Linked DNA regions of Homo sapiens: region 1 is linked to region 2. A link is a loop called in an ENCODE intact Hi-C map of the cell type or tissue named here. Cell type or tissue: body of pancreas. All regions are shown on one strand. Each heading gives the region's core, and the rest is flanking DNA. Links, peaks and the distances in the headings are about the cores only.

Region 1 (4,405 bases), core at 338-4,337, 690 kb after region 2:
AAAAATAAAAGGCCAGTTAGGCAGTTTGGACACATCCTCTTGTCACTAGATGAACTGGCCACAGATTATGACCTTACCAGGGTCTAAGACCTTCCCAGTGGCTCGTAATAACGTACTATCCAATTGACTATTTCTAGACCCACCTGACTAGTGGGTAGTTGTTCTGGCTTACATTGATTGCCTCAAGGCTTGTGGATTGAACCTGCATGTGGCTGACAGCCCAGTAGCTGGTGGGATTGAGTTTGAGAAAGCCAGGTACTGGCGAAGGCTTGTAACCATGATTTCTCACTGAAGAAACTCAGGTGCCCTGGTCAGAGGTAGACAAATGCATTAGATGGACTGGAGTAATTTGTGGAATAAGCATTTTGGGGTGGTTGTGGTCACAATTGTGCTGGTGGTTATAGTGTCTGGGAAGTGTTTGTAAATAGTTTCTACCATGTGTGATGACTTTGATGCTCTTATAAAATCCCTTGAGAAGGTTTCCTTAAAGAAGTGCACCAGAGTGACTCAGTATTTACTAGGTAGAGTTAGTTCTTATCTTTGAACCACAGATATGAGGCCATGCTTCATTCTAGATGGCATATGAGTGAAAAAGTTCTGATGTTTGTCTATAATAAACCAACTCAAAATCTTGAAAATTATTGCATTTTTACTAGGCAATCTGTATTTTCCAAATCAGCTTTTGCACCTTGCAGGAAACACCAAAACCATTTATCGAGTTGTATTTCCTAACTTTAGCCATGCATACATGTGTGTGCACATACACAATACATGCAAATATAATATATTTATACAAGTTTATAATCATCTTGTTGTATTCTTATTTAGCCATAGAACTTCATCTGTACCACAGTTTTACATTCCTGGCTTAGGGTACTACTGTATGTGCATTTTAATTTGTCTGTGAAACACTGCATAGAGTGCAGTGTGTGTGTGTGCCTCTTCTAGGAGGTATTATTTGTATTTTGTGCCTATATGAAATGCATATGGGATTCTAAAGAGAACATTCTTAGTCTCCAATTTCTCCTCATTTGGGGAATTTATCAAGATAGTGCTATTGTCTACTTTGAGATTGGAAGAGAGTTGGGAACAGTGTGATTTATAGTTGAAACATTGATGTAAATCTTGGTTCTGTTGTTTGCTAGTTGTATAACTTTGGGTAAAAATTACAACCACTTGGAAGCTGAGTCCCTTCATTTATAAGATGTGGCTAATAATTTTTCCTCCTTAAGGTTGTTGAGAAGACTAAACATATGTAGATATTGCTTCACATAGTATCTGGCATGTAGCAGGCATTATTATTAATATAATAAAAGGTCTGAAATGGAAGGAGTCTTAGAGTTAATAATGTTGACCAACCTTCTCCTTCTGCAGATGAAGACTCTGAAGCCCAGAGGGATGAAATAACTTAGCTAGAGTTTTAATATAACTAGTGATAGAGTTGAAATGGCCTCCAAATAGCTAGATTCCCATGAAATTCCAAGGAAAAGATGTCAGTTGTATTTGTCAGTGGGCAGAAGAATCTATCTGTGCAATAGTGAAAAATGAAAGGCTCCTCTCTTTGTACTTCCTGAATTGAAAGAAAATTTGGTAATATAAGCAAAGCTTCTAAAATCAGACATCTTTTGAATTTTGGAGTATATATTTGCTACTTGATGTCTCAGGTCTGTTTCTAGGATTTCCATTTAATAAGTCAATTTGGGAATTTTAGAAAGCCTGATTTTATTTTTATTAAAGAATGCATTTATTGGAGTATAATTTTTACATACTATGAAATTCACCTCTTTTAAGTGTACAATTCAATGATTTTTAGTAAACACTATAAAGTGCTACTTATCATCACAATCCAGTTTTCGAACACTTTCATCGCCTCAAGAAGATTCCTCATACCTGTTCGTGGTTTATATATGTAACCCATAAACCCTGGATGATCACTGATTTACTTTCTGCTTCTATCCATTTGCTTTTCTGGGCAGTTCATACAAATGAATTTATCCAATATGTGCCTTTTGTGGCTGGCTTGTTTCATTTAGTGTAATGAGGCTCATTTGTATAGTGGCAAGCTTATTGTTTTGCTTCTTTTTATTGCTGTATCTTGGTTGACTTTTGATATCAGTTCTATTGACGTGACAGGAAAATGGGGGGCAAGAAATGATTTCATCCTCTCCAATTTTGCCACCTGGGAAGCCTGATTCCATGGAATTGCCCCCGGAGCAGCTTCCCATAGGGAAGTCACCAAGGTTGAGTCCTCTGGCCCTCTTCCCAGGCTGTGGGGAGGAAATGTTTACATTCTTGTCTCTGATGACTATGCCACTAAATGGTTGGAAAATTGCCCAAGTAGGAGGCAGCAGTTCAGATTCCAGGAGGTGAATAACAGCCTTGAAGTGCACATTAGTGAGGGCAGTGACACACCTGCCATTGAGCTTAGGAGTTTGGGGAAAGGAGTGAGTCCTCATGGGGAGGTGATGGAAGGGGTGTGTAAGTGTCACAGCTAGGGGTGACCCCGGTAGGGAGCAGGTGTGTTTTCTTGATTTGCTGGTTGTGAGAGCAAGGTAGTATGTGGTAGTGTTCCACAAGCAGGTTTGGAAATCAGGCCGAAGTTGGTTGACATTGTGACTTTGGGCTAATTGTGAAGCCTCCTAAATCCTGGGTTTCTTAATGTATATAGTCCTTACCTTGTAGAGTTGTGAGAACTAAATGAGATGATGCAGACAAAATGCTTAGTAGAATCTCTGGCAACTAGAAAATTTTTAGTAGGTGTTAACTATTAATTTCTCACTTCTTGACAATAGAAAGTCTTACGTAATCTTGTGTTTTTGTTGGCTCCCTCCTTAAGTGTCTTTAAATGAAGATTAATTATCTAGAAAGACTAAAGTACTACATTTCTAACATAATAAAAATATGCAAGGAATTAATGGAAATGGTGTTTCCTCTTAGAAATAAAAACTAATTTACTTTATTTTCCCCTTCCCTTTCCCTGCCCTTGTTTTCCGTCTTTTCTTCCTTCATTCCTCATAACTTAATTCATACTCTAATTCCAATTACTAGTATTTATGTTGCTCATTATAGGTTATGAAGTGTTTTTTTTTTTTTCATAGCCTTACTGCATTTGATCCTCATAGCAGTTCTGGAGAGAGCTGCCATTATTATTCTCATTTTAGATATGGAGATAATGGGACCTGGCAAAGTCACACTGCTCATAAATGGTGGGCATCACCTGCATTATTAGATATTGGGAATTAGAGACTGTATTAGTTTCTTAGGGCTGCTGTAACAAGTGACCACAACCAGGTGGCTTAACAAACATAAATTTATTCTCTCATATTTCTCAGAGGCTGGAAGTTTGAAATCAGGGTGTTGGCAGGGTTGGCTCCTTCTGGAGATTCTGAGGCAGAATCTGTTCCTTGCCTCTCTCCCAGCTTCTGTTGATTGCTGGAAACCCGTGGCATTTTTTGGCTTTTAACTGCATCCCTCCCATCTGTGCCTCTGTCTTCATATAACATTGTTCCTTGTGTGTGTGTGTCTGCTATGTTTCCCTGAATATTCCTTTCCTTTTTTTAAAACATAGAAGCATCATTAATTGGGAAGATATGAAGGAAACATTTCCATAATTGAAGGATCTTACAGATTAATTGCAAGAGTAGAAAGTGGTAGAGTTGTGTGGAGGCTGACGTGGGAGGATCACTTGAGACCAGGAGTTTGAGACCAGCCTGGGCAACACAGAGAGACCCCATCTCTACAAAAAATTTAAACAAATTAGCTCAGTGTGGTGGTGCATGCCTGTAGTCCTAGATACTCAGGAGGATGAGGCAAGAGGATCACTTGAGCCCAGGAGTTCAAGGATACAGTGGGCTATAATCATGCCACTATATTCCAGCCTGGGTGATAGAGTGAAACCCTGTCTCAAAATAAAAGAAAATGGCAGTCGCCAAGCAATGCAGAAGCTTTTAGTGACTTGGCTTATAAACCACTGAGTAGTGACCTTTGGTGAGGGAGAATCAGAAGGGCTGGAAAGGACAGACTGGCATGTGGAGATGCTGGAGCTTGTGCTTGGCTTCCTTAAATAAGAACAAAATTTGACCTCCCAAAGCCAAATCCTTTGAACCCAGAAGATGGCATTAGCTGTCTGATGAAGTGAGGGGCAAAGTCTAAAGGCCAACACAGACATAATACATAAAGGCAAAACTCCAATCAAATATCACCTAAAGAAGGGTATATGAAATGAATAGGGAAAGAATATTAACTAGTAGCATTTTACAGGAATGCTTGGCAGTAAAACCTTAAAAAGTGAATGGGCTGAGTGGCAACAGAGAGGGAAGATGGAAGTCAGACTGCCCCTCTATTGTTGAATGAGAAACCCAGGGAATAAAATGGGTCTGGGGAGCTTTATAAAGAAAGTAGTGCT
Region 2 (4,405 bases), core at 224-4,223:
TAATTTGTGGTACAGAGCTCCTAAAACTCTTGTAATTTCCTGAATAATTGGTGGTGATAGGAGATTGAGTTAATAAACATGCATGTATGATAAAACCTCCATTAAAAAAAAACCCTTGGAGAGCTTCTGGGTTAGTGAAGGCACACACATACCAGGAGGGTAGTGTGCTCCAACTCTACTAGGACAGAAGCTCCTGAGCACAGGATCCTTCCAGATCTCACCCTGTGTACCTCTTCACCTGGCTGTTCGTTCGGATCCTTTATACTCAACCAGTAATAGTAAGATGCTTTTCTGAGTTCTGTGAGCCACTCTAGCAAATATTTGTGTCCCTGGGAACCCCTGACTTTGTAGCCAAATTGGATAGAAGGTTGGGTACCCTGGATACTCAAAACTTGTGTTGGCATCTGCAGTGGGGCAGTCTTGTGGGGCTGAGCCCTTAACCTATGGGATCTATGTTAACTCCAAGTAGTTAGTGCCAGAACTGAATTGAATTTTGAGACACCCACTCGATGTCCAGAAAGTTGGAGCATTGTTTGATTTGGAGACAAAACCCCATACATTTGGTGTTAGAAGTGCTGAGACTAAAACTGTTCAGAACCATCATTACCACAGTCTAGATGATGAACAGGAGTCCCCAAGACAAATATTCTTACATCTAGTCTTGCACCACTCTAATTCATTGTCCATGCTGCAGCTGGAATAATTTTAATTCAGGATTACTTCTTCTACTTCTCTTAAAACCCTTTTTGTCGTCCTTAGGATAATATCCACATTTCCTAACATACAAGGTCTTCTGCATCTGGGCTATGTCTACCTCTTATCCTTGTTCATGCTAGGCTTCCTTTTACATTGTTGTTCTTACCATAAAGGCCTTCTGGCAAGTGTTCATATATTCTACATATTCTTCTTATGCCTCCAGGCCTGGAATAGGGCTCTTCTGCCTTCAGTCTTTTTTTTTTTTTTTTTTTTTTGGAGACGGAGTCTTGCTCTGTGGCCCAGGCTGTAGTGCAGTGGTGCAATCTCAGCTCACTGCAACCTCCACCTCCCAGGTTCAAGCAATTCTCCTGCCTCAGCCTCCTGAGTAGCTGGGATTACAGGCACCCACCACCACACCATGCTAATTTTTGTATTTTTTAGTAGAGAAGGGGTTTCACCATGTTGGCCAGGCTGGTCTTGAACTCCTGACCTCACGTGATCCACCCGCCTCGGCCTCCCAGAGTGCTGGGATTACAGGTGTGAGCCATGGCACCTGGCCTCTCCTTTCACTCTTAGCTAAGCTAACGTCAATACAAGTTGTCCTTCAGAGCTCAGCTTAAACATCACTTCCTCTAGGGTGTCTTCCCTAACCTATTAGGTAAGGTAGATGTCCTGCAATTGGCTCTTATGGTGTCCTCTATGTCCCTAGCAACACTTTGCATTCTTTGTTCTGGAATTGTCTCTCTTCTTCTCTTCTTTATAAAGCCAGCTTTACCATAGCACTTGGTACCTAGGAGGGGCCAGTATGTCCTTGCTGACTGACCAACTAAATGGATATTATTTCAAATAAACTCAGTTCAACAGCTAATCTGAACCTTTGGCCGTTTTTGAAATATGCATTGTACTATCCCATCTTTGTGCCTTTGCTAGTGTTGTTTTTCTGCTCAGATTGCCCTGACCTTCTATCCCACCTTCCCCATCTCCACACATTTTTAATCCTCAGCTTACATTTGACTTCTTCCAACCTACATTCCTAGTCAATAGAATCAGGGCTAGTCCTTCCCTTCCTCTCCCCAGGAAAATACATATGAAGGCAACATTTCTCGTATATTTCTGTATGCTTAAACGACCCCTTAAAGTCTACCCATGGATCTCTTGGGGTTCTGTAGGCCTATGAAACAGACTGGCTAGATGTTCACTAAATCTGTTTCCTCCTCTTCCTGAGCACACAGCTAGACTACATTTCCTGGCCTCCACTGTGGTTGGGAAGACTGAGTTTTAGCCAAGTGTACAGAATTTCCTTCAAGAGTCCCTCATATTATCATCCTTGTTCCTCCTCTATCTGTGGATGTAAATGAGTATGATGAACTTGGAAGCCACATGTTAAAGATGACAGAGCCGCAAGATAAAAGGAGCTTGAGTCACCACATGGAGCAGAGGTGCCCTCCAATCAGATGTACCTGTTTCATACTTTATATGAGTGGAAAAAAAAAAGATTTTTAAGGAGTTTGAAATATATTTTTGTATACATTGGTTATAGCAGTTAGCCTATCTTTTTTTTTTTTAATTTTATAAATTTTTGCTAAGGGAGGTGCAGGTCCACACCAAGGCCCAGCCATCCCAGTTAGCCTGTCTTAACTAACATAAAACACCAAGTTAAAAACCCCTGGTTTGTAAGAAGATAGTAAAAAGCTTAGTGGTTGCCAGGGGTTGGAGGAAGGGAGGAATAGATAGGTGGAGCTTAGAGAATTTTTAGGGCAGTGAAACTACCATTTTTAATACTATAATGGTAGATACACATCTTTATACATTTGTCAAAACCCATAAAGTGTACAGAACCAAGACTGAATCCTAATGTAGACTATGGACTTTGGGTGGTAATGATGAGTCAATGTAGGTTTGTAGGTTCAAGAATTCTAACAAATGTTCCACTGTGGTACTGGATGTTGATAATGGGGTGGCTGTGTGTCTGTGTGGAGAGGGGGTACATAGGAACTCTCTGTACTTTCTGCTTAATTTTGCTGTGAACTAAAACCGCTTTAGAAAATGAAATCTACTGAAAACAAAAACAAAAACAAAAAACACAACAAAACCCTGGTTTACACATTTATAATTAATTTTTTTTTTTTTGTAGAGATGGGGGTCTCACTATGTTGCCCAGACTAGTCTCAAACTCGTGGGCTCAAGTGATGCTCCCACCTTGGCCTCCCAAAGTGCTGGGATTAGAGACACGAGCCACCATACCTGGCCAACACATTTAAAATACATAGTTTAAGCTACTTATATGCTCTAATCACAAACTGCCCAAGACTATTTCACTTTATAGCACAGAGCCTGATAATACATATTTATTTACATGAGGATCAATCTACCCAGATAACACAGCAGCTCTAAATGTGCATGCTCCAACAATAAGGCTTCAAAATATATGGAAAAAAGGCCAGGTGCGGTGGCTCACGCCTGTAATCCCAGCACTTTGGTAGGCCAAGGTGGGTGGAGCACCTGAGTTTGGGAGTTCAAAAGCAGCCTGGCCAACATGGAGAAACCACGTCTCTACTAAAAATACAAAAATTAGCCAGGCTGGTGGTGCATGCCTGTAGTCCCAGCTACTCAGGAGGCTGAGGCAGGGGAAATCACTTGAACCCTGGAGGCAGAGGTTTCAGTGAGCCAAGAACGTGCCACTGTACTCCAGCCTGGGTGTGTCTAAAAAATTGAAAACAAAAACAAAAACATGGAAAACAAACAAAACCAAACAATGTGAAAACAATAAAGCTGAAAGGAGAACTACAAATCCACAATTATAGTTGGGGACCTCAACACTCCCTGTCAGTAATTAATAGAAGTATTAGTAAACAGAAAGCAAAAAAGTAGAACTACATAACACCATTAGCCAAGAGGATGTAATTGATGTTTATAGATGACTCCACTTAACAACAGCAGAATATAACTTTTTTCCAAGTGCCCATGCAACAGTTGTATACATAGGCCATATCCTGGATTATAAAGCAGACGTCAACAAATTCAAAATAATTGAAGCTATATGAAGTATGCACTATGACTATAAAAAAATTGAACTAGAAATCAATAACATGAAGAAAACAAGAAAACCTCAATACATGAAGATTACACAACACATAATCCATGAGTCAATGAAATCTTTCAGGGAAAATAAAAAAATACATTGATCTGAATGAAAATTAAAATATAATATATGAAAACGTGTGGGATGGCCAAGCACAGTAGCTCATGCCTGTAATCACAACACTTTGGGAGGCCAAGGCAGGTGGATCACCTGAGGTCATGAGTTTGAGACCAGCCTGGCCAACATGGTAAAACCCCATCTTTACTAAAAATGCAACAATTAGCTGGGTGTGGTGGCGTACACCTACTACTACTACTCAGCTACTCAGCTACTCAGGAGGCTGAGATGGGAGAATTGCTTGAACCCGGGAGGCGGAGGCTTCAGTGAGCCGAGATTGCGCCACTCTAGACTAGGTGACAGCGAGACCCCATCTCAAAAAAAAAAAAAAAAAAAAAGAAAGAGAAAAAACCCAGAAAACTTGTGGGACACAGCTAAAGCACACCTGAGAAATTTATGGCACTAAAATATATTAGAAAAAAAGGAAAGGGTTCAAATCAATAACCTAAATCCCCACCTGAAGAAACTAGAAAAAGAACAAAATAAACCCAAACAAGCAGAAAAAAAGAA

Evidence for each region. Hi-C counts contacts between places; a loop is a spot of excess contacts. Peaks named below come from ENCODE experiments on the same cell type or tissue, not always from the same donor. Only the 100,000 strongest peaks of a DNase experiment are listed, where the experiment ranks them.
Region 1: a loop joins it to region 2, with 5 times the contacts of the local background. A loop is called at or near these places in 1 of 110 quality-filtered maps.

What each region holds. Positions count from the first base shown.
Region 1 is chr18:51,888,644-51,893,048 of GRCh38, forward strand. No RefSeq gene overlaps it. Among named protein-coding and RNA genes, the nearest start is that of DCC, 450 kb to the right of the region's middle. In body of pancreas, for the core only: no CTCF peak of the experiment used is centred there; a DNase peak (open chromatin) is centred at 2,238; H3K27ac peaks cover 327 bases.
Region 2 is chr18:51,202,808-51,207,212 of GRCh38, forward strand. No RefSeq gene overlaps it. Among named protein-coding and RNA genes, the nearest start is that of MEX3C, 7.3 kb to the left of the region's middle. In body of pancreas, for the core only: no CTCF peak of the experiment used is centred there; no DNase peak of the experiment used is centred there.